Regions from separate parts of the Mus musculus genome. Here region 1 is linked to region 2. Evidence: chromatin loops called from intact Hi-C (ENCODE). Cell type or tissue: left cerebral cortex. All regions are shown on one strand. Each heading gives the region's core, and the rest is flanking DNA. Links, peaks and the distances in the headings are about the cores only.

Evidence for each region. Peaks named below come from ENCODE experiments on the same cell type or tissue, not always from the same donor. Only the 100,000 strongest peaks of a DNase experiment are listed, where the experiment ranks them.
Region 1: it touches region 2 in a loop (6-fold over the local background); 5 of 42 quality-filtered maps call a loop at or near these places.

What each region holds. Positions count from the first base shown.
Region 1 is chr5:98,246,568-98,261,973 of GRCm38, reverse strand. It overlaps Fgf5 (fibroblast growth factor 5), which reads right to left and starts at 7,790. Exons shown (of 3, transcript NM_010203.5): 1 at 7,214-7,790; 2 at 1-31. The coding sequence starts at 7,562. In left cerebral cortex, for the core only: a CTCF peak has its summit at 9,339 (motif pointing left); DNase peaks (open chromatin) are centred at 6,612, 7,316, 7,449, 7,751 and 2 more places; H3K4me3 peaks cover 2,771 bases; H3K27ac peaks cover 1,118 bases.
Region 2 is chr5:98,179,740-98,195,145 of GRCm38, reverse strand. Prdm8 (PR domain containing 8) reads right to left here and starts at 14,277. Exons shown (of 4, transcript NM_029947.2): 1 at 14,034-14,277; 2 at 11,637-11,857; 3 at 10,457-10,685; 4 at 7,698-10,122. The coding sequence starts at 11,855. The coding sequence ends at 8,504. It overlaps A730035I17Rik (RIKEN cDNA A730035I17 gene), which reads left to right and starts at 9,162. Exons shown (of 3, transcript NR_153823.1): 1 at 9,162-10,102; 2 at 10,378-10,428; 3 at 11,594-12,028. In left cerebral cortex, for the core only: CTCF peaks have their summits at 3,922 (motif pointing left) and 9,698 (motif pointing left); DNase peaks (open chromatin) are centred at 8,594, 9,013, 9,720, 9,996 and 4 more places; H3K4me3 peaks cover 2,270 bases; H3K27ac peaks cover 1,523 bases.

The DNA of each region.
Region 1 (15,406 bases), core at 3,070-11,069, 66 kb before region 2:
CCCTGAGACACAGCAAATATTTCCAAAATACCTAGGATGACAAAAAAATCCCAAAATAAAACACAGACTCTTCTACACAGAACTGTGAAGAATTCAATGTCTACTACGTCAACTGTTCTCAGTCCTTACTACTGAGATTAAATAAAAGAACATATAATGACCTTTTGTGACCTCCAACGTGTTAAAGAATGGCTAACAATGCGTGTACACTCGGAATGACTTATTTCAAGATTCAGGAACTTTACCCTGCTTCCTCAGTAATTCTGTATTTGCACATAGCAGGTTGTTTTTAGTAAATTTGACAATAGATCCTTCTCAAGCCCTGAAGGTATTGAGAGAGGCTTTTAAAATATTTTTTTCGGTAATTCTAATTTGTTACTATTCCACAAGTATAAAAAATTCAAAAGCCTGGAAAGTTATAATTTCTTACATAAAACAATCTTTTAAAACCATAAAAACCATACCTAAGATACTGAAAATATAAGTTACACTACTTATGTGAATTGTTTAATGAATTATGTTTTGAGACGTATTGCGCTTTAAATCATTTCCTAGAAAAGTGTGATGATCTACGATGTTGTGACTGTGTGATGCACAGTCTGTGTGTCAAGCCTTAGTCCCTTTATTTCCTGCAATCATTTCAAGACCCACATGTGCTGAGTCAAGAAACTGTTAACTGCAATTCCTCGAGGGTTTTTAAAAGGTTCAATGTGTGCTTTGCACATAGCTAGAAAGCCTGCCTAGTATATAAAGTCACAAAAGACTTTATATATAAATATGAGTGGGGAGAATATTCTTGTTAGTTATACACATGATACTGTTAAAATATAGAAACAGTGTATTTCATTAGAGCTGAAATAGAGCAATATAGTTCATTAGAACAGAGGAAAACAAAACAAAGAAAACTCAGAGGAGGAGAGAGCAGATCTCAACACTTGGACACAATTGTTTCAAGCATGTACCCTGCTTAGGGTATTGTGGAAATACCTCTGTGGAGGTGACATTTTCCTCAGGTGTCCTTGAAGTAGCATTCTCCCCTACAGGACTTGTGCACAATAGTTAATTTGCCCACGAGGGCGATGAGTGCATACAGGTGAATCAGTTTGTTGAAGAATTATTATTGCATAGCGCAAGCTGAACATCTGCAGTTCTCACAAATATTACCGAGTGCTCACTCAGCTCCGCCTTTAAACACTCAGAAGCTTCACAGAGAAAAGGGAACACCTGGGGAACTGTTTTGTTACTGTTGTTTTGGACAGTCTTAGCCCAGAATAAGAAAACCATTGCAGGCCCCACTTTACTGTTGTGTCTTTTCAGGAGAATGAAAAGAAACAGAACATAAAAAACCAAAACAACAAAACCAAACCAAACCAAACCCACCTTACCCAGAGCTGCTTTTGCTTATGTTAACAGACACTAGTGTTAACAGACACTAGTGTTAACAGACACTACTGTTCCACATATCATTTCCATTCAAATATTTCTAATTTTTATTTAGGTAGAGCCTAATATAAAAATTGTTTGATTGAGATACACATGCAAGAACTTAGAAGCATCGTCACTTTACCAGATACTGGCAAAGCACACAGAATACTTTGTAAACTTACATACATCAGTTTATATAGAGTATAATAGGTATAATTACATGGTGTATTTAACATTCTAAAATTTAAAATATACTCCACACGTGAGCTTTAGCTTTATAAAAAGACATAGTAGGATATATTATTATTAAAATATGGCCATCGCTTCTTACAAAAAGCTATATTTGAATCAGAATTTGGGAATAATATTGAAAGCTTCAGTAAAGAGTTCAAATATTTAGCTGATTCGGGGTGAACATGTAAACACCACATATGTGATCAGAAGTATGGAAGGGCCACGGCGAGAACTCGTCTGTGTGAAATGATTGACATAAGAAGACAATAGGGTTGGACCATGAGCTCTTCATGGTTGTCTTCAGGGTACTCATGCCTCTAGATTGCTAAGGGTGCATTCACTCATATACTAATGTAGACCAACAAACATTTTTTCTGATCCTTTTTAAATTCAATTTTTTTCTGTATCTTAATTTTTAGGAAGACAATGAACAGAGTTTTCTGTTCTCCTTACGGAAGTGTTCATTTTTATAAATGTAGATTGGTCCTACATTAATGAAAATATTCAGCAGCAAAGATCAAATTCTTATATTTTCAGCCTACCTTTTGAGATGTTGAAATTAAATGGCTTTATAAATATTGACTTGGTTTAAAAAAAAATAGGTCCTTGTTTAACTAAACGACTGTTTTCCGACCATAAGACCTTCCTTTAAGAACTCATTTTGGCTCAATTAACTTGTATCTCAATACACTGCATATTTTATTCTATGTGTGTTGATTATATACATTCTCATTGCAATTAATTTTAAATATGGGGAGATGATGAAGTAATGCCTATAAAAGTGTTATGTTATTACACATTGCATTGTCTGTATGATAAAAATCACATATTGCCCTATAATGGAAAGACTATGTAATTTTAAGATTTAGTGTTCCTAAAAGCTTAATAAGTATATATATATATATATATATGTGTGTGTGTGTGTGTGTGTGTGTGTGTGTGTGTGTATGCATGCATGTATGTAAGTGAGCATGTATATGCATATGTGTGTGCATAAGAATTGTTTTTCACATAGGCAACTTTGTAATTAATCTTTTAAATCTTAATGTAATTTTTACCTAATATTGGAGTCATTGTTAAAATCATAATTTCTAAACTAATATCAATGATTTCACACAGTCTGGTTTTCTAGAATACCAGCACAATCCTGCATGACTCACAATGGGCTTTCCATCTTTCTCTCTCCAAGAGAGCACACATCTCAGTAACTCATTCAAGAATTCTAGGAAATACTGTAAACCCATGTGTGTCAAATCGTGAATTAATACACCCCAAAGTGCATTTCGCTAAAGCTGACTTTATGAAGTCAGTATTATTTGTCCTCTAATTTTTAGGAGTTGGAGATGATAAACTTAAGGTAATAATTTGTTATTCACCCTGTGGATGCTAAGACAGTGTCCTTAAGCATAATTATGGAAAGTGATTGTCTCACAGACCTGCCAGTGACTGACTGCAATGCTGTGCTGTCTTGGGGACACCCAAGTAGACGCCTGTAGGGACCAGTGACTATCTTTGATGTTGCACTGTCTTGGGGACAACCCCCTTGCAGGGTCATGAGTTTTGAGTTGCTCTTACTATTTATTGTGTCTCTCTCCTGTTTGGGGATGGGTGTGGAGAACTCAGGATATACTCATATGCAGGTACTAAAGATGGTGTGTCATCTTTCCCAAGGTGTCTATGATTAGGAGAAGAGAGGAGAGACAGAGATGGAAGGAAGAAGCCTTTCTTAGTAAAATGTCAAGGTTGAAAGAGACAAAGTTTCTTGGTGTCTCTACCATTGGTCCTTAATCTGCCTACTTCAAAGGATGATTACAATAAGTTTCCCTCAGTAAGAAAAAAAGCATACATAGTTTTCTTTCCTGTTCTTTAGCTCTCTTAATATCAGAAGATGCTATTGATGATGGGGGACACATTATTACAGACTAGGAGAATAAAAGCTAAGAGAACATAGATATCACGTGTGTTCAGAAGCTTTCAATAAAGCATCTGAAATTTCCCAAAAGAAAAACATGGCGACACTGAAGTCTTTCTACTCTCATCCATGGTAACCGACATGCTCCTCTGCCAAGTTATCACATCTCAGTCTTGAATGATCCAATTTAGCTCTGTCTTTTGCTGATTAAATTATTGATGAAATCTCCCCCTGGAATTTCTCTGCACATTAAATTCTGGCTTATCCAGCCTGGGGTGATGTCTGATGAGCATATGATCCTGAAATGGATAGTCAAATCAGATTTTCAGAACAAAGTGTAACATTCAGGACTCTCTTAGTCAAAATGTGAATGAATGAAAGGTTCATATTTTGTGTGACTGCTCTGAATAGCTGTCACCTAAAGCTTTCCCTCTGAACTGCTATCTCATTCCATAGTTTTAATGGCCCCAGGTAAGCCAAGTAAAGCACTGTATGGAAGCTAGACTTGACAGCTTGTAAGGGAAAGCAGCTGTTCATTTCTCTTCAGGGTTAGAGCTCATAGCCCCTGGTTGTGTCCATTCTTCATCTTTCCCCAGCATTTCCTTCCTACAAGGGTTCATATGCAAGATGCCAGATACCATATTCTGTCTGTAAAGCATGGTACCCACTATTGAGTGAGGCAAACCAGGGCCTGACTAGTTGAAGTACCGAAAGGGACGTTTCAGTATCTGTGGCTAGAGCATGGTTTTGATAGTAAAACTAAACAAATCTTCATGATTGGCAAATATATTTATTATCAAGTAAAAATCGACATTTTATCTAAAAAAAAAGGCTCATTGAGGCATAAAAACAAAACAAAACAAAAACACCTTCATACTGAGGGTTATTTCCCCCAATGCATTTCAGTCTTTCTTGTGAGAGAAAAACACGTTTCCACATATAGTCTAAGCAATACATAGTCTAAGGTATATATATATATATATATATATATATATATATATATATATATTGCACTGTAGTAATCAGTTGCAAGTAGATGCTGCTTTTTCTTCCATGGCTACCTAAGTGTAAAGAGCCATTTTAAGTTTCCAAATCCCATGCCTTTCCACTGCACATAAAATCAATTCATAGAGAGCTGTGTTGGGAAGTACTGATAACCGAAAGGACTGTGACTATGAGACTTAAGTTATGCTTTTCTTTGAGAAAAACCTGTCTGTGGAAGGCAAAGCCAGAGAAAATGTAAAAAAAGGAAAAGAAAACATGGCACATAAGTAACCAAAACACGCATTCTGAGGCAGACATCCTACATTGGGTACATGAATGAATGAACGAATGAATGCATGCATACATGCCAGTCTTTTGAAAGATACAAATTAAACTCTGAATGGCTGTTTAAAATTGCAAGGTTGGGAGTTAGGAAAAAGCTACTTACAAAGTTTTATAAGTCCCTGTCTAGGATACATCTCCTCTGGTTTGTGCCCACCTTTCAATGAGGATTTTAAATAATTTCAATGAGGATTTTAAATTAAAATTAGCCCCTGGATATAATATGTAGCTGGCTAGTTTCTTCGTTAGATAAATGATCTGTTGATCTGCTCTCGAGTTTCTTCATTTATGTTTCTGAAAAAACCCCTTCTAGCAAGGCCTGTACTGCAGCCACATTTAGCTTCAATGGGCTTTTTTAATGTTCTGCTACCAGAGCTCCCTAGCACTCCAAAGCTACCCCAGGCACAGGAGATCCCAACCTACTGCTAGCTACCTGCTATTGGGGTCTCTCCTGAGCAAGCAAGGGTTATATATACTTGGTGCTCATTCACAGCAACAAAGTAGAGAAAGTTTTTCTACAAGAGCTAAGAAAATTGTTGAGGTCAAGACTAAAGGCTGTCTTGTGGTAGAACTGAACCCTGCAAAATGAGGAGAATGAGCAGAAATATTGAAACAGAAGTAACATCTCCGAGGAGCATCAGAAAATCCACCCTTATCAGAACGGACTATTCCCTTCATACACAAAGACCAAAGTTTCTTTCGAACGTCAAGAGAAGGGGTCCAATGTGGACTATATTGGAAGCCCTGAGACTCAATGGGATGGGAGACCAGGGCCCTCTGTTGTGCATTGCTTCTCCTTCTGCACCTCAGCCGACTGAAGTGTTGCTCTCCAAAGACAAAGCAAGCAGCCGGCAGGCAGGCTTGGAACAGCACCTGTCGGGAAGCTACCACCGGATCTCACTAGCCTGATCCTCTTAACTCAATGAAAGAGACTGGTCGGCCAGCCATCCCACCTGTGCTTGAATTTCCAAACCCTCCCCACAGGCCCCAGCCGACTGTCAGCCCAACAAATAAAGCCCGTGGTTCTTGGAGCTGAGTAAACAAAAGTGTTCTAGTTTCTGGGGACGCTGGTCTAGTGAAGTGCACCCGAGAGCCACCAGGAAGACAAGAGGAGCCAGGTGACTGCGCAGCACTATCTCCTGGCCCCATTTCCGCTCTCCATGGGAGTCTGAGCGGTCCCTGCTGTGGCTTTTATCTGGAGGACTGAGCCCTGCTGGAAACCCGACCTGAACCTAGTGAGAAAACTGCTTGCAGGATTACAGAGACAACTACAGTCCCATGCATGCACACAGCTCCAAACCTCCGCTCACCTCAGCAGCTTAGAGCAGCGAGGGGAGTGCGAGTGATTAACGTGGTGGTCCAGAAAAGCAGATGGAATGGAGAAAACGCGGGTGGGGGTGGAAGCGAAGAGGAAAGGAGAAAGAGAGAACTCAGAAAAATTTCAGGTTGGGTGGTTGATGTTTTTTTTTTTTAAGTTATGCTCAATTTACAACCATTTCCAACCTCATCTGTAATTCTTTTAAAATTAAGAACTTTACTCCATCTGTCCCTGGAAACCAAAGGTTAACATTGTCAGGGTCTCAGCCTACTAAATGTTGTTAAACTCAGCACCGGACTTAGTCATAATACTGTCTGTCCGGTTTTCCAGATCATGTTGCTTTCTTGCAAGCAGAACTTTGCCCTTCCAAAACGCATGTACACGTAAATTCTACGTAGACCTGTGTAGTTGGTGTGCGCGCGCGCTTATGTACGCATGTATGTATCTACATATGTATGTATTCGTGTGAAAGATACCTAAGCATTCGGAGTTACATAGAGATATTAATAAACAAACATAATATGGGATATATAGGATATTTGTAGTTGGAGAATGGAAGTACTCAGATGGGTTCTTTTCATAAACGTAAATTATGTACAGGGAATAGAGATATACTTAACGCTTAAAGAAAAATGCGGTTCTAGTTCATAAGTAGAAAGAAATTGTACCAGGAGAAAGATTGTTACTTCTTTCATTATTATTATTATTTTTTTTTCTTCTCCAGCTAGAGTGGGTGGCTAGTCTTTTCGGCCCGGGCATTCTGGAAAAGAGCTGCCTGTCTCACCTCGGTAACCTCACCTGGGCTTACCCATGCTTACTACCCAAGACAGAAGGGTGCGTCTGCTCGCTCTGAGTAGACGCATCTCCACGAAACCCTACCGGACTCTTTCCAGAACCAGCAGAGTCCCAGACGCTAGGGCTCCTAGAGGTGCCTGTGGCCCAAAGGAATCTTGACCGTCCCTCCCAGAACAGGTTTTGTTGGAGAGTGAGCAACTTACTTAACACACTGGCTTCGTGGGAGCCATTGACTTTGCCATCCGGGTAGATCTGCAGATGGAAACCGATGCCCACTCTGCAGTACAGGCTGCCGGTCCGGCGCCCCGAAGGGCTCCACTGGAAACTGCTATGTTCCGAGCCGCTTCCTTGGCTGCCCGGAGAAGCTGCGACTGGTGAGGAGGCAGAAGACGAAGAAAACGTCGCGCTACTTCTGCCCCGGCTGCCGCTGGAGTCTCCCGGGTTCCTAGGAGGCGCGGGTTGCCCTTCGGGAGTGAGACGCTTCTCCCCGTGAGCCCAAGCGCTGTGGATCAGGTGGCTGCAGAAGATGAGGAAGAGCAAGGACAGGCTCATTCTTCCGGCCGCGGGGGTCCTAAGTGCATCTTGCAGGGCTGGCTCCGGGCTCCGTAGCCCCCGCGCGGCTGCGTGCCTCTGGCGCTGCCTCCCTCGCCGCACAGGGTGGACATAGCCTCGGGGAAGGGAGAGGGAGAGGGGGAGAGAGAGAGGCCACCCGAGCGGATCTCGGCGCTGGCACCGGGATATTTATAACGCCAGTGATCTCACTGCTCCGTGCACGCCTGCGAAGCTTCCCCTCACCCGCCGCTTTGTGTACTCACGGCCGGTACGGGGAGGGAGCGCCGCGGTCCCGGGGGCGGGGGTGTGAAGGAGGAGGGAGATGCGATCCCGGGAGTGGGAGGAGGTGTCTCGCCCTCAGAAGCTGCCCCCGGGACGCTGGCTGCGACCGTGCACGGGTCATGCAACCCAGCGGTTGTCAAGAGCCACCCAGTCACCCCACCCCCTGCCCGAGCCAGCGGCTCCGGAATCGGCTCCGCGCGCGCTGCTCTCCACGCAAGGGGCACGGACGGACGGCAACGTGGGCATGGGTTCCCGTCCTCTGTGGTCACATGTGTCCCAGCCAACTCACTCTTTACCCAGCACCCGCATTCCAGGTTGCTGGCCCCTGCCATCTGGAGCCTGGGAACCACTTTCCGAAGGGAACCAAAAACTGATTGGCAGCAGAACTTGGGAAGGTTTTGGGGTGGCCCAGGGTGGGAGAGAAGACTGGTTTCTCGCTGTTATTGATTTATTAAAGAACTAAGGTGTGCGTTTATTTCTCCACTAGAGAGCCACCCTGAATTGTTATGCCAGGTCTCAGGCTGCCCTCTAAGAAACTCTGTGGATGCACGACGTGTCCAGCTTTTTCTTCAGGAAAACCCATGTCTGTGTTGGAACAGGTGAACGCCCTCGAACATACACACACACACACACACACACACACACACACACACACACCAGACACACTTGAACTCCAGGCAAGGATGAATTGAGTCTGAACACCAGGACTGCCCAGTTGTCCTCTCTGACCCCATGATCCGTTGCCTGGAGGAGTTAGCCAACAGCTCTCTTCAACTTCCATTGACTGGAGGACCGACCCTAATGAATGATTAATGACAGGCCCCTGAATCTCAACCTAGGGAAACCTGAGAAGGAAGAATTTCCCCGTACGTAATGCTGGGGCTGTTATTTATCTGAGAAATATACCTGACTTGCATTCTTGGAATATTTCTGTCTGAAAACATATTTGAAACTTTAAACTACACTATGATATATCACTCATTGGTCACTTAAAATGAAAAGTCAATGAAGCCGCCCAATGGGGTCAACTCGCATCAATCATGCGAGATGTTAAGACATGACTTTATTAATTACTGAGTATCTGCTTCAGGCTTCCTATCTTCATAGTGAAAACCTATAAAACAGATGTAGATTTGTTTTCAGAATTGCAAATCTTCCGTGGATTGGGGACAAGGCAGCTGATAGCCAGTCACCTGATCAACACAGGAAATCGCCAAAGGGAGTAAAAGGAATATCCAACACAAAAGATTGTGACCTGAGGCTCGGTGCCCCTGGTGTGCACCACAGCACAAATCTCTCACAGGACAGCACTGAACTTTGAGAACAACACCAGTTTCCTTCCAAAGGGTCCATTTGAAGAGTCACTTCCGGGGCTGGCGAGATGGCTCAGCGTTTAAGAGCACTGACTGCTCTCCTGAGTTCAAATCCCAGCAACCACCTGGTGGCTCACAACCATCCGCAATGAGATCTGATGCCCTCTTCTGGGGTGTCTGAAGACAGCTACAGTTACAGTGTACTTACATATAACAAATAAGTCTTTTTAAAAATTAGCATGCTGATCTACTGTGTGTGCCTTCTGAAGAGGAAACCCTTAGTCTTACATGGTTTAGGCCACTTTTGGTGTCTCTGGATAACATCAGTAAGACTCTCGAGTGTCACTCAATCCACTGCCTAAGACTAACTTGGGTCACCAGCTCCCATCCTATGGAGTCTATGGAAGGACAGCTGGAGTACCTTCTTCCTTAGGCATCTGATCATCCCCCTGCTGCAGGGTGGGGGAAAGCAGAGGACTCTGGGAGTTTTCTAAAATTGAAACTCAGCCTCTTGACTTTTTACTCTTTGAGCTCCATTTCAGCTGAGGCAGTATCTCTGTGTTACTCTCATCTCTAGTAAGAACCAAGTTGAAGGTCAATTCCTTATCTCAGGGTGACCTAGGAAGGCTACCTACCACCTACTCTGCCTTTAGTCTGTCTCAGTTCAGGGCCTGGCCAGATGAACTTTTTCTGGCATTCGAGAGTTCGGGTGGGGCTCACTAAAAAGAGACAAACCCCAGCTGCTTTGGAGAAAGTGATTAAATTTGGCAAAGCAACTTAGCTCTCTTCTCAGAAGGCAGAAGTGTGTACATGTGCGTCTAAAACCCTGCCCCATTGCTGCATCTAAGCAAATAGAGAAATTGTCATTGATTTAATGTTTATGAAAGACTGTTAAACTGGGATTGTGTTTATTTAAGGGGTGGGGGCTGCAAAAACTGAGCCAAAGGAACTGAGACAATAACAGCATGCCTGTCACCTGCCAGTGAGCTGGGTGACCAAGCCAGCCAGCTTTCCTCTGCAGCTTAGCTAATGCTGCACACACCAGTGCTGTGCATACCTGCAGTGTTCACATCCTCTCTCACACATGACTAGCTGGTCTCAGCCAGAGCTGGGCTCAGAGGAAACTCTCTGTTGGAGGCAACAATCTCTCCTTTTAACGTCTTGGCTGCTCCCAAAATGAGTGTGACTCTATACCACATTCTCTCCATTCTCATGGGTGGCTTTCTAAAAGGCATTCACCCTAAGTCCCCTGCTGGTGTTAGTCCCCCAGTTGCTATTTATGAGCCACTGAAACCTGGACACAGTTCCTAAAAGCCTGTGCCCATAGCTTGCACCATGGTGTCATTCATTCCTCACTTCCCAGTCTCTCAGAGCTGAGAGGCTAGACCTGGAGGAAAAAAAAAAAAAAAAAAAAAAAAAAAAAAAAAAAAAACTATGTTCTTAGCTGTCTGCATTGTAAAGCTAGTAGTTCTAGAAGAGCCTGTGCAAGTACTCATTGCTGCCTAACAGAGCAATAAAACGCTCTGGCAGCTGATTGACTCCATCAATGACCTAGGCTCCAGGATAGGGGTGTGCCGTCTGTTCGGCCCCATCCCATCATGGTGGCCTTCTTCTGTCCTGTTTCCTCAGTCTCACATGCTCACTTTACTGATTTAAACCTCAAAATTGGAAGCCCCAACACCTCAGACTCCCTTTTCCTTGACCATAGAATCTGGACCCTTCCAATCTGCTCCTATTTGAGAAGAATATCAGCTACATCATTGATCTAGTTTCTAGCCCCAGAAACCCCATCTGTAAGGAAGACACAGTATAGACCTTACAAGCCTAAGAAGATAGAGGTTCAGGTGAAGGCTTCCTTTTACCTAAGGAACAGGTTCACTGTTAATGACCTTGAACTAGTTGTAAGTCAAGGCCTAGCTTTGCTGAGGCATCCCTCCTAAGTGTGCATCATGCAAGGACCAGGATGTGGGCAAAGATGCAGGTAATGACTAAGGGTGCATCACCCAGGGCAGTGCAAGCCATCCTACAGGCTCTCCTACCTGGAAGTAGACTCCAGTGCCAGGACCTTGCCTAGACTTCTGCCCCAAAGCTCCACTTGAGCCAAATCTCTGCTCCTGGCGATGCAAGTCCTTGGTGAGGTTTGTATGTCTGAGGGTCCGTGACTCATAAAACTGGAAGGTAAGGCCTCTTCTTGATATGAGGAGACAGTCAGAATCTTTTTTTGCCTACAAAAGCTGTCTTAACTCTGCTTTTAAAGGATTATGTGGCTCCCACCATTTCTGTCTCTCTTCCTTACTAAGAGGCTATGTCCACATAACAATACACACCATGTTGCGTTAGCCAGGTTTTCAGGGATGGCATATGAAGTTTCAAGAAGTTTGCTGTGGACTTCATGTGTATATTGTCTCAAAGTTCACACTGAAACTCTAAATAGTGGTACTTGGTAGTGGAACTCTGAGGAGTAAATGGCTCTGGGGATGAATTCCTCCTGAATCAGTGTTCTTATAAAAAGGGATAAGAAAAGACCTGGTTCCCTCCCCGCCCCTGCCACCATGTAAGAAAGTAAGAGCCTAGCCATAAGGTACCTTGATCTCAAACTTCACAGACTCTGGGACTGTGTAGCTCAGTTACGTGTTTTCTAAGCTATCCAGTCTCGAATGGTCTTGTTAAAACAGCTGAAGACAAAAAGCAACAAGGTTGTCTTGTGGGAAGAGTTAGGAGCTGACCTGTAGGGCCCTCAGACCATGCTGTTACCATGACCATCAATCACCTCCAGGCCTGGCTTCCCACCAACCAAGTTGGCAGCCAGCACAGCAGTCAAATTGCCTATGGCTACAGGATCAGGCTGAACAGGTTGAGAAAGGTAGGAAGGGCCTTCGGTGGAAGAAGAAAGCCAAGGAGAGCAGAAGAGGATTAGATCTCTTCCCTTGTCTTCAGAGTCCATTGATCTCTCTACAAAGGGGGGTGATGGTTGGAATTGGTCCCTGCCCTCTTTGGCATTTGTGGCATCAGATGTAAAGAGACCTCTGTAAGCTGAATGAACTCAATGAAGCCAGCTATATCTTTCTCAGTATATCTCAGTTCCCAGGCTTTTGAACTAACCTAGCGACTGTTCGTGTTTGAGCTTATGCATAAATTCATGCACCGATTTCCCCCCAAACACTGTCAAATGATCTCAGAGCACAAGATCCAACAGTGGGGAAATGACTAAAAGTATTAGATGGTCAGCAGTAGAAGATGAGATGTCTGGAGGATTATTTATTTATTATGCTAAAAGTCATAACTCGGTTTACTCAAGCCCTCCCTCCTTCAATACAGAGCCGTCTGCAGCCCTGTACAAGATCCATACACAATAGCAGTATGTGACAGATTGTTGTTACAGGCACGGCACTATCCTATCTATTTCTAATCACGTCAAAGAACATATTATGTGCCCATGGGGTAAGTTCCGCGTCCCGGGTCTCAGCAGGTTACCATGGGACACTGGGTGAGAGATCACAGGCTTTTTCCATCTGTGAAGAAGAAGGAAGACAATCAGGTTTGCTCTTTAGATAGGTCCATCTAACCCTCTGAATAGTTTATCTGTATTCAGAAAGGCAAGTCATGGCAAATAGGAAAGCATTAAGGAAGATGGGGGAAGGGATAGGAAAAAAGAGAAATGTTGAATTGTCACCTGGGACATGTCAAATGGAAAAGGTGGGATGCGAACAGCAGTGAGAGGCCCTAAGCTGATTGGAGAGTGCCAAACTCACAATGTTGTCTATTCACCAGCCAACCCAAAGGCTTCATTCAGGAAAGGACTCTGAAGACTCCTTCTCAAACTACGTGTGTGCACTCAAGTGATCGGGAAGGAGGAAGACATAGCTGTGCAGCCATCTGGAGACTGTATACAAAATTTGAAAGATGCTGTCAACAATAGCACATGTGGATATTTGTTTAAGTTTGGTGTGATGGTAGTTTTTGTTCTTCCAAGGAAAAAATGAATACATACTATTTATTTGTTTCTTTATTGAAACAGGGTCTTGCTAAGTAACCCTAGCTGACCTAGAACTCGCTATGTAGACCAGGCTGACCATGAACTCACTTACAGAGATCTACCTGACACTGTCTCTCGAGTGCTGGGATTAAAGGTGTGCACCTCATACCTGGTTTAGGCAAAACTCACTCAAGAAAGAGTTGTTCCATACTTTCTTTTAGAAGCTGAAATGGTGATTTTTAGCTTAGCCAAAAGATGCTACATACCAGAAAAAAAGAAAGAAAGAAAGAAAGAAAGAAAGAAAGAAAGAAAGAAAGAAAGAGAGAGAGAGAGAGAGAGGAAGAAAGAAAGAAAGAAAGAAAGAAAGAAAGGAAGGAAGGAAGAAAGAAAGAAAGGAAGGAAGGAAGGAAGGAAGGAAGGAAGGAAGGAAGGAAAGAAGAAAGGAAAGAAAGAAGAAAGGAAAGGAAAGGAAAGGAAAGGAAAGGAAAGGAAAGGAAAGGAAAGGAAAGGAAAGGAAAGGAAAGGAAAGGAGGGAGAAAAATATCCTTCTGTTGCAGCTTTTACAAGGCTTACTTGGACAGTCCTTCTGGTTTCTTCAAGCCACTCTTTCCTAATTAGGTAACAGCTAATTTAAACATCCAGACTGTTTATTCAAGTGATGTGGGAATTATTGATAACCCATAGTATATACTAGCTGGAATTGAATTCTACCCAATACCCCCATTCCTCTCACTTGCAAACCAAGAAATCTAAAGTAGAACACAGCTCTAACTTATGTGAATCAGTTTGATTATTATGACCATAGATACACAACCAGAAAATCATGTTGCTATAATTTGTGCCTGGGTCTGATACATTTGTTTTCCATCCCTGTAGCTGCCTGGGTTAGAGCAATGAAGGATTTCCAGCCTTCGTAGCCTAGCTCCTGGATGAGAGACCAGGGAGAGGGGGGAGGGGGGACAGAGAGGGACAGAGGGGAAATGGAAAGAGAGAAGGGGAGGGGGTATGAGGAAGGGAGAGGAAGAGGGATGGGGAGGGGGAGAAAAAGAAGGAGTTCTGGGCACAGTAGTCAGCAAGGCTTGCCTGCAGTTCCTCTGTTCAGTGAGGAGGTGGATCACGTGGAACCCAGGAGTTGGAGGCTGGCCTGGGCAACATGGCAAAAATCCTGTTTCACAAAGAGCAGGAAGAGGGAGGGAGGAGGGGAAATGGGGGGGACAGGCGGCCATGTTACCTTTTGTAAATCATTATGGTTGCCCTGTCTTAGAGGTTCCTGCACAATTCTGAAGAAAAGAAGTAAGGAGCAGACAAGGCATGCCCCTCAAGGATCAAAATTCGTATTGCTTATGAATGAAGCAGTTCCTGAGGTGACCAGAGAATGCACAGGAAGACTTGGTGTGGCAGCAGTCACTCCTGAGTGAACGAACATACTGTGGTGCTCTCATTGGTATCCATTGTCTCACCTCTCCTGCTCTACACCATCGAGGGCAAACCCTGGGTAGGGTCCTTATGGGAAATGTTCTTCAGTGATGATGAATAGTTGTTTAAAGGTCTCCCCCAAAGCAGTAAGAACTTTTAACATTTGAAAGTATACTGTAATGCTGCCTAATTTGTTCTCAATCACTTCCTTAACCAAGTGGCCAGGGGATTTGGGTGATTATGGTGTGTGTGTGTGTGTGTGTGTGTGTGTGGTCATCATTTGCATTACTATAGAGCTTAATTATAGTAATCATTTTCAAAAATGAGCTATGCTTTCTATTCCAGATACCCTGGCTTTTGGCAGGCCGTTCCAGGCTCACACCTGTTGTCTGGTTATTCGGAGGAACACCTGTTAGGAGAGCCACTCGATGCTGTCATGGGGTCTTGAAAACGTTTTCGATTGTCAGAAGAAAGGATGAGCAACTGCCCAGGGCCCCGGGAGGAACAAATGGCAGCTTACTGACTTCTAACAGAAGATGTCCATGAGTTTCTTGGCCTTCCTCTGTCTACCCCAGAGAAATGCAGCCTGGGGCTGCGACATCTGTTAATGAGCAAAGGAACGTGCTCAGAGTCCGGGAGAACTCCTTTTTAGGGGAGGCTCTAATTTAGCAGGTCGGAACGATTTTGTGGGTGATTACCCACCTGATACAAGAAGAAGAAAGGCTATGAGAGAAAAGGAAGCAATGATATAAACAGGAAAGCCCAGCAAATTTGTTCTCTATAGAAATCCAGAAAAGGGGCGTTCTGAGGAAATTGGTGGCACTAGACTGGTGCTTCGAGGGACAGTTAAATATGCT
Region 2 (15,406 bases), core at 2,407-10,406:
CAGGCAAAACATTGTATACATAAGTTTTTTGTTTGCTTGTTTGTTTTTTTGTTTTTAAATACTTTTACCAGGGGCTTTCTCACATCCTCACACTCTAAAAATACTTTTTAAGTATTTTCTTTTATTTTTGTAGTTATTTTGCCTGCTTCTATGTATGTGCAGTACTAATACATGCTTGGTGCCCACAAAGGCAGCAAAAGATATCCAGAAGAGGGAGTCAGATCCCCTGGAACTGGAGTTACAGATGGCTGTGGGCAGCCTTGCAGGTGCTGGGAATTAAACCCAGGCGCTCTGAAAGAACACCCTGTTCTCTTAACACCTGAGCCATCTCTTCAGTCCCATTCTCATAAGTTTTATTTACAGAATCACCTTGGTCTTTAGTGGAAAGGAAAGAGCCAACTGTGGCCATCTGAAATGCAGGTAGAACAGTGCTGAAGAATTAGAAGTGTGTACTTACAACAATAGAAAGCAGTGCGCATTGTGTCTCGGGGACAACGCCGTTTCCCACAGAGGCAGCTCTGGCATTTCTAACAGCAGTAAGGCTGTTTTTAACCTCTTCTGCAATTTTAGCTAAGGACAGATACAACTACTCGCTAAGATTCCTGTCAACTGTTGAAAATTAAATGGCTCTGGCTCCCCTGAGAGCCCCATGGGGTCTCTGGTCTTGCCTACAGTGACTTCGAAGTAATCTCTTCCTATAGGGCATCTACAAAGTCCTTTGGATTCTGGTTTTGTTCCTTTGTTCAAGTAGCTGCTAATGTCTATTACTGTTCAAAATGAATATTCTTGGGTTGGTAAAATGGCTCAAGGAGTAAAGGTGCTTACAACCAAGCCTGCTGCCCCGAGTTTTATCCTCAGTACCCACATGATGGAGGGAAAGAACTCTGACATAGACACACACAGCGCACACGTGCCCCCCACTATAAATGAATGGACATAATAATAATGAAGATGAGAATTATTAAGATTGTGAATCTCGTGGAGATAGCCTTTATTTTCAGTTGTCACTGTATGGTGTCCATGGGACTGTGATGTCATAGCTGCACCTTTACTTGATTTTCTAGTTGACTAGAAAATCCTGCATCCTTGAGGAGACTTCTACAAAAAGGTAAGGTGACAGGCACTCAGAAACAATACACCATTGAGCTTTAGATTTCCCCTCCCACCTAGTAGAGTGTCCCATGCCTGTCAGCTCAGCAACTGTGAGGATGAAGCAAGAGTTTTGAGTTCCCAGGCAGCCCAGGTTAGGCATGAAGATTCTGTATCAACACACCAGCCATAATAATAGTAATAAAACAAGAGGGTTCTTTTCAAATGTGTGCGAAAGGAACCCTTCCCTTGATCTCCGGGGAGAGAAGCTGGTGTGTTTGTGTAGATGCAGGAAACCCCACCCCTCTACATTTCAGTTGTTAAAAGTCAATGCATTTTGAATATTTAAAGGATTTGAAAAGCTCAAAAGTGAGCTGACGGCAGTCATATAACCTGATGTGACTTGTTTTATCATGCTGTTCTTTCCTAGGTATGGGATTCCAGTTTTGAAAGTTACCTTTTCAGCTGAGCGTGGTGATGCACGCCTTTAATCCCAGCACTTGGGAGGCAGAGACAGACGAATTTCTGAGTTCGAGGCCAGTCTGGTCTACAGAGTGAGTTCCAGGACAGCCAGGGCTACACAGAGAAACCCTGTCTCGAAAAACCAAAAAAAAAAAAAAAAAAAAAAGTTACCTTTTCTAAATGTCTCTGCTGGTTTTAGGTTTAGGCATGTTTCGAGGCTTAATAAGCCAGAACCTCAAAATCAAATACCTCTGATGTGGAAACATTATCACCCTGGGTGGAGAGGTCCCTCCACCCACCAATGCTTTCTTTTTTTATGTAGATGTTCCAAAATTAGAAATTATATGGGGGGGGGGAAGAAAGGCCATTTTTTAAAAAGTCTAATATAAGTTGAAACTTTTATCTTGGCTATTAACAGCACTGGTGGGGGGGTTTAGATGCTCCCACTTTGCTTGAGGGAGAAAAAAGGAGGAGGAAGGACTTGATGTGAGAGCAATGGAAGATGGGGGGGGGGGTCGGAGATGGAATTCAGTTAGCAGATTAAACATCCCTGGAGATCAGCTTTCACACACTCAGTATTTATCCCGGCCTGGTCTCCTTTCTAAAGCCAGCAGTTAACTTGCACTCTCCTTGAGAGCACTGAGTGGAAACATTAATTGCCCTCCTGGAATGGAATGCTACCTTTAATCTTCCTGGGCCGGCTCTGGAGTCATACTCCCCTTATGTTCTTTCTGCGACCCACTTTGGAGCCAGGAGGAGAAGCAAACTAAGACTTTTCCTTCTGTGACTTCCCTGGATTTCCAGGCTGGGTGTCGCTGTTTGACCACATTTTGTCTTTCTTAAAGATCCAGGGGGGATATCTTGCCAGAGAGGAAATCAGATCTTAATTTACTTTATTTGAGAGAAAAGAAGTCATCAAGTGCTTTTGCAAAATAGTAATAATTTAAAACTTCACTAGCGGAAAAAAAAAAAAAAAAAACAGAAAAGATTACTTGAGTTGCACAAGCAATTTCCAATTTTGTAATACTGGCACAGCTGCCCAGAGATGACCTCAGAGAAAAGGTGTAGCTCTGGGGCAATAGCCCAGATTTTAACCCTGGAAACAATCCACACTGAGCACCCCACCATTCCCCCTCCCCCAAGGACAGAAGTGATGTGTGCATTCCTCTTCTGAAACCTGGGAAATGGGCACAGGGATGACATTTAGAGCTGGTGACTGAGCATTTTGGAGAGAAGTGGAGAGATAAAGAACTGACAGTTACTTTAAGTTATTATTATTATTTACAAACTTTGTATGCCTATGTCTCTTATTTTACAAAAAAAAAAACCCAAAACCTAAAAATCTTAACTATCTCAATTAAGTATCTGTTCCCCCAAAGAACACACAGAAAAGGGGGCTATGATAGGTGTTTTCAACTCTCCATTTTTAAAGGTAATTATGATAAATACAGAGTCCTGTAGCTCACAGCACACCTTTAAATACTGAAAAGCTGAAGCCAAAGCCAGGGGTTCCTTTGCATGATATTAACAGACACATCAGCTCAGGAGGCCTCATGATGGGGGGGGGGGGGAGGTACACACTGGCTCAAATACTGACCACAGCAGGCCTTCCCAAGTAAGGTGCTCTGTGTCATATACCAACCAGGAAGAGAAACCATCTACTTCTCTAGGTTCTGATCACTCTGTCTGTGACAGGATAAAGTACAGTTTGGATTCTCTTTATGATCCTTTCTGTCTTTATAATCATGGTGGCTTATCATTTATAAGACCTGACTTTAGTCTCCTTGTAGCTAAGGCAGCTAAAACGATATGCAAATAAATGAACCTGAACTTGGCTTGATTTGTCACACATTCCCTCCTCAACCCCAGTGGCTCTCTCCTAAGCTTCAGTTAAGACATTTGTAAGAGAAGTCTTACAAATGGTTACATGTGTACCTCCAAAGTCAACTAGTGATGGTTTTCACCTATGGTTAAAAATAATCCAAGACCATTAGAGAAAGTTAAAAGGCCACGAAAGACTCCTCATAGAGGTACTCAGGACAATAAATAAGGAGAGAATAAAAATCTATCCTGGCCGGGCGTGGTGGCGCATGCCTTTAATCCCAGCACTTGGGAGGCAGAGGCAGGCGGATTTCTGAGTTCGAGGCCAGCCTGGACTACAGAGTGAGTTCCAGGACAGCCAGGGCTGCACAGAGAAACCCTGTCTCGAAAAACCAAAAAAAAAAAAAAAAATCTATCCTGGAGGGGCTAGAGAGATGGCTCAGCAGTTAAGAGCACTGACTGTTCTTCCAGAGGTCCTGAGTTCAATTTCCAGCAACCACATGGTGGCTCACACCCATCTATAATGGAATTTGATGCCCTCTTCTGGTGTGTCTGAAGACAGCTACAGTGTATTCATCATTTATAGGTCAGTTCACAGACGGTATTACTCACATTCTAGAAAAGAAACATAAACAGCTAGGCCACAAACTTTGGAGCAGATCTACTGACTTCTGACCACTATTATTTATATTCTACCCAACTAAATACCCACCTCTCTGTTCCAGATTGACAGCCACACTAACCATGCTGAGCCATGAGGGAATGGGCTCCTTAGTTTTCATCCACTTGGGTAGGTTGTGAGGATTAAACTAAGCCAATATAGAAAGAGTATGTAAAATACTTCCTACCTGTTATGTGCTCAAACATGTGTTAAAATGTCTATGCAGTTTGTATATACTAAATGCACATGTTTATATATAGATGGGCATGTGTGCAAACCTACATTCCTGTATATATACAACTTGGAAGAGGAAGTGTGTGTGTGATGTGTGTGTTTTGGACAGTCCATCTCTTCCAATCCCAGGAATTTGCAGTCTAATCTTCATATGGAACTACTAATGCCAGTTGCCTGAAGGGCAGAGCTTCCAAGGAGATTTTCCTTATAAAACTGGGAAGGAAAAACCTCTACAGAAGCTTAGGAGACCAAGAGACAGAAAGGTCATCAGAGTAAGGGGATGAGAACGAGAGAGAGAGAGAGAGAGAGAGAGAGAGAGAGAGAGAGAGAGAGAGAGAGAGAGAGCAGGAGATACTATAGAATCAGCTCTATTGATTCCAGAACCTGAGCTTGAGTCACCCAGGAAGAAAGAAGGGAAATCTACCCTCCCCACACCCCTACCCTGGGTGCTGACCTTCCCGCTGGGGCTGGGCTTAGGGCTCTGCCAGATCCCTGGGGCCGCTGCTCCAGCCTTGAAACTTACAGCATACCTTGGGCTGGCGGGAGAACCATTCTCCATCTGAGAAACAGAATGGGAGGAAGAACTGGACCTCCCCTCCCCCCGCCCGCCCCCAGGTGAGGTTGCTCAGGGACTTCAGTTCTCAAATTCGCCCAGGAGGAGGGGGAAAGGGCACTTCGTCCCTTTCTGGACTTTTCTGGTCCTTGTTTGTTCAACAATTTCCCATTAGAGGTAACGTTCACTGGCAAAATCGCCTAAATGACTGAAGCTATCAGGGATAAGTTTAGCAGGGGATAGGAAGCCACAGTTCAGAGATCCTACGCAGGACCCATCACTCAATTTGGGTAGCAGAGCACAGCCTGTGTTTGCAACTAGTTCCTGCCCTACTGAGACTGCCACACTCCAGGCTCGGGGAGTACTCGGGATGCCAGCTCAAGGCTGCTAGGACTTGGTAACTTTCCCAGATAAGATTTCGTTTCGGACTTAACTCTCCAGTGCTGTACATTCCAGCGGATACACGTGCGTCCCTTCCTGCCCCTTCCCTGTTCTGCAGGCCCGTGGGTGAATGCTGCACCCCATAAAGACACCCTGTAACATATGGGCTCCTCCATGCGCAAATGTTTAGAGAAGGAGACCCCAGATGCCAGATCACTTCCCGGGCATGATTCCAGCGACTGGGATAAAACAAATGCTGGGACGCAACTGGCTGACTTTGTGACCTGCTTTTCCGGCAGGACACTCAAAGCTCAGGCCACCTGCGTGGCCTGGAAGCTTGGGACACCTGGCATGAAATTTGTGGAGCCAGCTTGCCGCGGAGCCCCGTGACCTGGTTTCCTCCGCAGCTGCGTGCAGGCATTAACACCGCTTCAGCCAATGACCTCAGCAAGGGGAGATTTGGAATTCTAGAAGCTCTCTTCTGGGAAAGGATCGCTGTGCATCTGACAGTGCCCCCTTAAAGGAAAACAAAGTTTGCCTTGGCTAATGGTAAGTTAGTTTTGGGCATCCTTCCCCTACTACTCCCGCCAAAAGGGTTTGTGCACAGAACGATCTGCATAGCCAACCCCGGAACTAACTAACGTATTTGCCTACCTGGATCGCCTAGGAGATAATTCATCCATTGGGAGACCTTCTGCTTGAAGGCAAGTGTAAGATAATAGCCAAACCAAAGAGAATAGTGAAGGAACTAGCTTTTCTGCGCGTGCCCTTCGGAAACCCCTTTCCAGGAGCAGTATTCGCTGAACTTTTCCCAGACAATTCATTTCTGTCTGAATTCCCACTGATAATGAAGCTGTTTAAGTGAAAGTTGAAGTTTCAGAAGGATCGGATAGAATAGGAAAGCAAATTCAAGTATTTTTTTTTCCTTAAAGGTAATTCCCAAGATGGCCTGTGCTTGCTCATTTTTAATAAATTTCTGTTCCAGTAATACTACAGCAGCATCCCAAGCATAGAGTTCAATCCGTCGGACACTGTGGTGTAGGCAACACCAAAGGACTATTTTCTCTTCACACCTAAGTATCGTCCCATGTTCCTGCTGCTCAGTTTTCCTCACAACTCATCTTGGGCGTTTTTGAGAAATCTCTCGTTAGGTCCAATTATTTGTTTCACTGGGAAAAACAAAAGAAACAAAAACTCTCTTCTGTGCTAGACGTAATTTGAAGACACTGGAATGTGCTTCCCTGGTTTTCTAGAAGACATAAGCAATCCACAGGTACACCAAATGATGTGACCAATGACAACACCAGCTAACATTAGCAGAGGCAAAACCAGTACGTTTTGGACCATCCTTTCCTTACTTACACTTGGAGCAGGTTGAGTGTAAAGTCATCAGACTATGTGGGGAAACTGAAAGCAGGCCTCAAAGGATTATAGTGCCAAAATAGTATTCGAATGACTCCAAGGTAGACAAACAGCTTTTCCACCAAAGTGGCCATATTCCCTGAATACATTTATCACCCCTACAACAGGGTCCCTGTTCTAAATGCAACTTGCTGTCTGGTGGCCTTAAAACAATGAAGGCTTCAAAATCCTTTAGGGAAAGTTTTTGAAAAGCCTTGAGATGAAGACATGTGTGAAGTTCCCACTAGAGATCTCTCCACAAGCATCCTTCACATGGAAGGGGGAAATCAACAAAAAGGGAGGTGTAGTTAAGGGTTCAATGGGGGGAGGGGGGAGGGGAGGGAAGGAGAGAGAGAGAGAGAGAGGTGTGTGTGTGTGTGTGTGTGTGTGTGTGTGTGTGTGTGTGTGTGTGTTGGTGGGGGTGAGGTTGCTGCAAAGAAGGCTCATTGGTCATTTGGTTTTTAGTGTAGAGGCTTCAGTGTACACCAGACACAAACATGATGTTCTCTAAGAACTGAAGTCAGAAGCCAAGATGACAGCGACTTTTCATAAAGAACCAGTTGGTTCCTCGGTATCTTTGTCTCAGGATCACTCCCAGATAGACATGTGTGGACACGGAGGCCTTTGATATACCATCAGCAAACCTCGGTCTTTCAAATTGTATTACTTGATAGATTCTCTATGTGTCCTTAATGGATGATAGGAAGCTTGAAGTTCTAGAATGTAGGACATCCCTTGGGGGAAGTATCACTACTAGATCCTAAAGTGGGCTTAAAAAATGCAGATTGGTCACTTATGTGGAGAGTAATTCTTTTCCTTCTGGAAGAGACACCTACAAAGTTCTGACAGGGAACCTGTATGGCAATTACTGCACCTAAGTGATTTGTCCTTGATCCTTAAACCCAACACCTTTCAGATAGAGAATCTTCAAGTGACAATCAACACCCTTAGGCTCAAAACTGGCTTGTAGTTAATACCTGCAGAGGAAGCTGTGGTCTCCTTGCTTCTTTTCAAGGAGTCAACGAAAAGGCATCAACTATCCAAAGTATTATACTGACCTAAAAATATTTTTTGTAAACTTTCCAAATATTTGCTTTGAGGAAAATAGTTATTTATTGTCAAAGCATCCAACATACCTGGATAAACTATACCGTTTAATAAATCTCTTAGGGATAGAAGAAACACATAACTATTCAGACTCCATGTCACTGGCACAAAATTACACTTTGTATTAAAAGGGAATACATATTTACATCATTGATGACATTCTTCACTGAAGTCCATAATCATTTCATGATACATGCACTTCCCCCTGGAAACTTAAACCGAATGGCGCCCCCCTTTTTATCCATTTTGTTTATTTTTGTAAGAACACAGCTGTCATCAGGAAATGCAGAACGCATCTCCTCTTCCTCCATTACTTTATATCTAAAATAAACTTTGTCCTTACATATAATTATTACATCTAAACCATAAGTGCTTAATAATTTAAGTAGAAACGTATGACAAATGCATCAATATGTTGCAATATATGACATTTTTTTAAAAATGTACTTTTGTTTTTGGGAAAGTGAAAATTCGTGCATTCAAAAGAAAACCCCGCTCAAACAACCCACCCAATCCAAAATCCACCATCCTGTGCATCGTGTGCGTGCGTCCGTGTGTGCGTTCGTGCGTGCGTGTGTGTGTGTGTGTGTGTGTGTGTGTGTGTGTGTGTGTGTGAAATTAAACATTTGGATGATGAGGCTCCTGGCGAGGGGAGGGACCTGTGTGTGCACGTGTTTGGTTGCAGTGTTTGGGGGCATAAGGTAGTGGTGGATGTCATCCTCGCGTGTCTGCTCCTGCAGGTGGCTTGACTGTGCGTGCACACGCGTGGAAAGCCGGAGTCTTTTACGCAACAATTAATTATGCGAGGTCATGTGCCGGGACAGGTGGTGACGCTCCCTGAAGGACTCGTTGCAAATGGGGCACTTGAGTTTCTCCTCCCGCCGCCGCTTCACCAGGGGCTCCATGGCATACTCCTTTTTGTGGTGAGACCGCATATGGTACACCAGGTCGGAGGTCATGCGGAAGGAGGCGTTGCATTTGGCGCACCAGTTCTGCGCGGGCAGACACAGCGAAGTGAAGGAGGGCGGCAGCAGGGTGAGCGCGGAGGGCAGTTGCAGCTGCAGGGGCCCGGCGGCGGCCGCCGCCGCCGCTGCCGCCGCAGCCGAGCTCTTGGGCCAGAAGGCGGTGGCGTAGAGGAAGGGGCTCTGCTTGGGCAAGCCACCGCCACCGCCGCTCGCCAGGGGCCCGCAGGCTCCGTTCAGGTCCGCTGCCCCCTGCAGCTTCACAGCCAGCGGATCGGCGGCGGCCGGGTAGAGTCTGGTGGGACCCACGCCGTCTCCCGGGTGACACGGCTCGAGAGCGCCCAGCTTCTGGCCGAGGACCAACGGGGACAGCTGCGAGAAGGAGCGCGCGGGCTGCGAGAAGGCGCTCTTCCGCTCGTCCGATGCGGCCGTTTGGCCGCCCCCCGAGCCCCCCGCAGTCCCCGCGGTCCCCGCGCCGCCACCGCCGCCCAGCTGCGACACCGAGGTGAAGGCGCTGCCGCGCGCGGGGCTCCCGCCCTCCAGCCGTCCGGGCAGAGAGCCTCCGGGACGCGGAGCCAGCAACTTCTCGGGGGCCCCAGGCGACCCCGCCGCGGGGGTGGACGAGCCGTTGCTGCCGCCGCCGGCGACACCGCCTCCCGCGTCGGGGTCCTCGGCCGTGCCCCCTGCGCCGTCTGTCGCCGCCGCCTCCTCCTGCAAGCCCACCGCGCGGCCCGCCTTCTTCACCTCCACGAAGGCGCTGCGCTTCGCCTCGCCAGTCTCCGGGCTGGGCGGCGCGAAGAGCCGGCCGTTCTCCTCCAGGCCGAAGTAGCTGCCGGCGGCGCGGTACTGCTGCGGCGTGCACACCAACTCCTCCTTGGAGGTCGCCAGCGGCCTCTCGGAGAAGCGCGCACGGCCGCCCGCCAGCCCCGCGCCGCCGCCCTCCGCCGCCGCCTCCTCTGGGAACCGCCTCTTGCCTTTGCAGCCGCCGGTGGCGACGCCGTCGGGACTCAGCTCCGCCTCCTGGTGGCCGCTGCCGCCACTGCCGACGCCCGGGGCCGCTACGCAACTGCTGCTTCCCCGGGAGTTTTCCAGTTCCCGAGCCAAGTTGTGGAAGTCCGTGGACGGCTTGGCGCTGCCGGCACCCGCGGAGCCCGGCGGGTTGCTCGCCTCCGGGGATGACGCGGGGTAGTGGTGTATGGGGCCGGCTTTGCAGAACTTGGGGCCCGGGATCAACGGCGCCTCCTGTTGCTGCTGCTGTTGCTGCTGCTGTTGCTCTTTACCACCGCCGCCGCCGCCGTGGTCCTTAGTGCCCAAGCCGCCCCCTTGCTCGTCTTGGGGATTCGCATCAGTGCTGTGAAGTCTCTTGGGGCAGCGGAATCGCAGATGTGCCACATAGGGGAACTCAAACTGGAAACGTTGGCTGCATTCCAGGCATGTGTAAGGAGACGACCCTGCTTAGTGAGCAAACACACACACACACACACACACACACACACACACACACACACACACACACACCCCACATGGTTAGTTAGCATCGCCCCTAGGCCACTTAGCCATCCTCCCCATAACAAATCCACTTTATCTTTCTGGGCTGAGTGCCCAAAAAAATGAATACACTATCCTATTTGGTGCAACTTACTTTCTTGATTTGTGCATTTACTAAGTCAAACGCTCCCCAACTTTTCCTTCCCCTTCTGTCCTAGTTCCATTCGGGACAACACCTCAGAAGCTTCGTCCACCCTATGATGTGCAAGGTGAGCCCAGGCACCCGAGCCAACCTACCGTTCATTTTGTGAGCTCTAGACGGGCAGAGCAAGAGCAATTCAGTCAGTTCTTTCCCGTACCAAACTAGTAACTCTTCATCTTTGGCAATCCTGCGGAGAGAGCGGTAGAACAGCTGTCCATTTTTTATATAAGCTTCGAGATTCTGTTCTTCCTTATCTCGGGCTGATTGGACCAGCCGCAGCCACATGAGACCTTCTGAGGAACCATTTGCCGCCGAAGTGTCTACCTACAGTATTTAAGAAAGACAAGAAGAGAGGGATCCACGTGAAAGACGGCAACCAGAGAAACCAGAGATATTTCATCTGTCTGGCTTTTGTTCTTTCCAAACAATTATCTGAAACCAAGTTTGCAAAAGTTGACCAAAGTCGAACTGCATCCCTGCATTTGTGGTCAATGGGCACAGTGGCCATCCTTTGCAATATTGGGTCAGTCTTACAGAGTAGCCTCTTTAGAATCTCCCTTTCAGTTACCTCACATGACAAAAGGAGAGGAAATTTCCCGTGTTTCAGAAGTAAAAGGCAAGTTCGGGTCTTAGTAATTATTCTATGGCACTCACGCCCATCTTCCTAACTGACATGAAGGACTAACAGCTTTACTTCATGATGAAAGACTAGGAACTCTGGGGTGGGGAAACTGGGAGTAACATTTAGCATGTAAATAAATAAAATAATTAATAAAAAAAGAACTACTAGGAAGAAAGAGGCCTGTTACAAACACAAACGTGGATTATAGATGCTTTGCTGCCAAAACAATTAACGTTTTAATTTAAATACAAACTCTGAACACTAGCTAATGTTAACTAAAGAAAGCAATAATCAGGCGATGGGGAGACCTCCCAGGTTACAAAATAAATATACTCAATACTTGTAAAAGTTCTCTCAAGGACTACTTAATATGTAAATAGCCCCAGTACTAACAAGGTCTCCTTAGCAATTTAGGAAGCCCTAATCTAGGGAACCCAGAACTAGAGTACCGATTCAGGCAACCTTGGCATTGTCTTTTTCTTTTTCTCAGTAAAATCACTTGATGATTTGAATCTAGTTTTTCTTTTCTAATTTTTGTTGTGTTCGCTCTGCTCTGACTGCTCAGATGATTACATTGTCCTTAGGATGTCTCCTTCCTCACTCCCAACAGGAAATTACCCTCAGACACCTCCATCACACTTGCTGAGACTCACCCGGAAGATGTAAGGTACTGTTCTCTTGTCCGTGGACTTGAGGGCTACGAAGGCTATGCTGTCATACAGGGAAGTATGGCTCAGTACACAGGGACCGAATATGGCGTTCTCTGGGATGTCGCAGGTTGTATATACACTGGTAAAAATGTCTGTCAGACACTGTTGGACAGCCTTGGCATCTCCATCCCAGATGCCTCTCTGGATGCCTGAATCCTCCATCACTGGAGACAGATACCCAGGACGAGAAGAGAGTTGTTATTGCCTTTTCTGCTACGAACCTCGGCAGAGCGTTTCCGCTACCAGACATATTTTCTTTGCACTTGCCGGCTTTTTTACATAGCTCCTACTTTAAAAATAAAGCCGATCAATCTGTCATGCTTTAAAGATGCCAACTTCGAAGTATTATTCCTTCCTTTTAAATAACTGGAACAGGAAGCATGGGAGCACACTTCCTGCTTGAGAAAAAGAAAATAGAGAGCCGGTGAAGACTGGAGCAGGCTGTGTCTATGCTACCTCGGGATTTATAGAGTGGGGCATTGGGGCGAAGGTAGGGCTTTTGTAGGTTTGTTTGCTTTAAAACCAGCATATGCAAAATTTCTGACTGCATAACTCCCCCCCCAAAAAAAAAACCCGCACTTTTAATCTTTGGGGGACAGTCCTGTCCTATGTACTAAGCCCAGTGTCTCATTGTGATTTCTTCTTTTCTTCTAACAAGGGGAGCAGCCTTAGCTAGCAGGCGGGGACCACGGAGCATGGCGAATGGATTTCAAGTGGAGTGTCAGGGCCACTAATTCTATGTCAGCTAACCTTTCTTTGCAGCCTACAAGAAGGGACGCATGTCTGCTCATTACCATAATCCAGCACTGTCCCTCTGAGGCTTTAATTAAAAGCAGCAAGCAGAGGTAATTATTTTTTCTCGACATGCTTATTTATGGATGAGGTTGAATCCCAGTTACCTTGTTATACAAGAGGGTGGATTGAGTCGCCTGTGGCCCATGAAGCGAGCAGGTATAGGGCAGGCTTGAAGTGTCCCCTGTCTGAAATTCTGTGTGTAATGACTGGTGAATTCTCACTTCCCTTGATACCACCCTGTTTGGGCTAGAAGGGGTCAGCCCTGCTTGAATGGTCCTGAGTGGGCCCTCCAGCTGTTTAATCCGCAGCAATTTAGAAGTAATGCCCCAGTGGCGGGCTCTCTATTAAGCCGTCTTACAGGGATCGTTTCCTTCCTCAGCCACTGGACACCCCCTGTAATACTTAGCACTTAAAGAAAGCAATCATTTAAATTATTTAAACTAGGTCTTAGTTAGCCATGCCATTTTTCTTGGGGAAATCTAACAATTCCTCTAAGTTGGTTTTTCCCTAGCAGTTTCACCAGTGACAGTGATTGTCTCTGTATTTATATACCTTAAGTGGCCGTGGGGAAAACCGATCTTACTCTTTTCTTGTTCAGCTAGCTTCTCATTAAAGAAAAATATAGGCGATGTGTATTTTGTTTAAATCAACATCCACTAGCCAATTGCCATACAAATGTAAGAAAATGCAATGCCTGTAACTTTGGCTAGCCCCTTTCCTATTCGTTCTCCCATATGCCCCAAATGGCAAGTATATTTTCCAGACAGTGGGAATAAGAAAAATAGCCACAACATAGAAAGTTTATGATACTACTTTCTGTTTCTGCACTCGTCCTGTCCCCTTCTGATTTCCAATTGCAAGTCAAATACGTTGCAGAATACAGGTTCTCTCAGCTCCCTTTCAGTATAAACCCTCTTTCTCTTCCCAGTTGCCTACATTTCAACGGTTTGTACCTTGATTTCTGCCTCGCGTTTGAAAGTATTCTTCACAGAAGCTTTTTATTGTGACAGGAGATCGCCCTCCACTTTGGCAACAGCAGGGACTCAGTCATTAAAATGCAGTTCTATCTAACAATACAGCGAAAAGGTCCCACAGCCGGGCTAATAGCGGTCCATGCTGCCTCGGTGGCCGCCTTGACGCAAATCAGCCACAATAGCGATAGGCAGGACCCCGGGCTTTATAGTATCTAGCCTTTCACAGTCCTACGCCCATCCCTAGGCCCGGGTTCTCTTCCTTCGCAGATCCTCCTGGGAAACTCAGAGCCAGCTGGGCTCGCTGAAAGCCGGTCGCTACTGCCGGATGCTCTCCCTCCACTCCGGGCTGGCATTGTCTGGCAGCCGCGAGCTCCCCAGTCCCTAGCTTCTCCAGAAAAGTGCTCCTACCCGCTCCTCCCTTTGTATAATCTTATTGGCAGTGGAAACAACATTCCGCGTCGTTTCCCTCCTATCTTCTAGATAACGAGGAAAAGGGGGACAATTTTTTCACTCCTTGTACTCAACCTGTCCTCTTCCCATCCCCCTCCCAGGTCAAAGCAAATAGACTTACCAGAAATAAGGTCAGGACCGAGTCGCCCAAATAAGGCCACCTGGAACCAACGGGGTGCAAGCCAGTGTTCCTTCCTGCCTATTACATTAGTGTATCTCCATGTCAAGAGGTGTCGGTGTCAGTCTTGTGGGTTCTGTCCAAAGAGAGAAGAGAGATGCAGATAGATTAGGAGAGAGAGAGAGAGAGAGAGAGAGAGAGAGAGAGAGAGAGAGTTGTACAGATGGACCCGATGCAATGACTGACTGGCACGCAGACACACACTTTTTGTTTGCTGCACATAATCTGCCCAATGACGCGTGACAGCCCACGTCCCCTCCCTTTAACTCTTGCCGGTCTGGGAGATCCCTCCGGCGCCACAAGCCTGGTTTTTCTGGACTGCCCGCGCTAGGCAGATCCTAAGCTCCTTCCCGAAGTGGCATAGCCTCCCCGAGAGCATCCTGGCCTGCCTTCTCCTGCAGCTGGGTCCCTCTGGGACACCTGGGTTGGCAAAATCCGTTTCGGGCTCAGGAAGGAAGGTGTCAGAAGGAGCAGAGCGGTTCTTTTCCGTTTTGCTGGGCACTCAGAGGACGTAGGACAAGGAGTTGAATTGGCTATGTTGCCAGCGCGTGAACTACTTGCATATGTCCCTAGAGTTTGAGTGGTATGTCCCTGCTCCCCCAAAAGGAGGGTGAGAATTTGCCCCGCGGGATTCTTTGGCCATTGACTGCCGCTGATCTGTGAAGCTAGTGGCCTAGGAGGTGACAAACAGACTTCCTTAAAATGCATTCATGCCACCTAGCAGAGACTCCCGTGTAAATACTGGCGACAGGGGGTATGATTTGGTGGGAACTCGGCTAGCCATCTCCCATCCAATGGGATGGGGTAAGAAGATAAGTCTGGAATGCTGCCAGACACCTAAAGGGACTTCGGCTGTTTTTAGGTCCCAGAACAAGGGTCTGTGCGTGGATATGGGCTAGGAGGGCGTTGCTGGGAAAAGCCTAGGTCATTGGACTCAGGTGTTAAAGCTTTTCACCTTCTGTGCTCTCTCTGTATTTTGTGGTTCCCAAGGGGGTCCCATAATGGCGGCCAGGATTCTAAGACCTCATGATACAGAAAGGATGGTTCAAAGTTAAAAAAAAAATTACTGAGAAGGACTCTCAAGAGCCTTTCACATCCAGCCGTTGATGGAGGAGTGGACCGAATCACAGGAGTGAGGCTGTCTCGGGAGTCTCGTTTGTGCGCTAAGCCACTTAGAGGCGCTGGCTTGTCCTCTGGAGCGGCAGCTGATGCTAATGACTTGAGGTCTTTGACAGCCAGAGAGTTTTCTCCTTCTGCGGGGGCCACAAAACAATGACGCTAGGGGCTCTCTGGCTGTTTTTCTCTGGTAGGCTTTC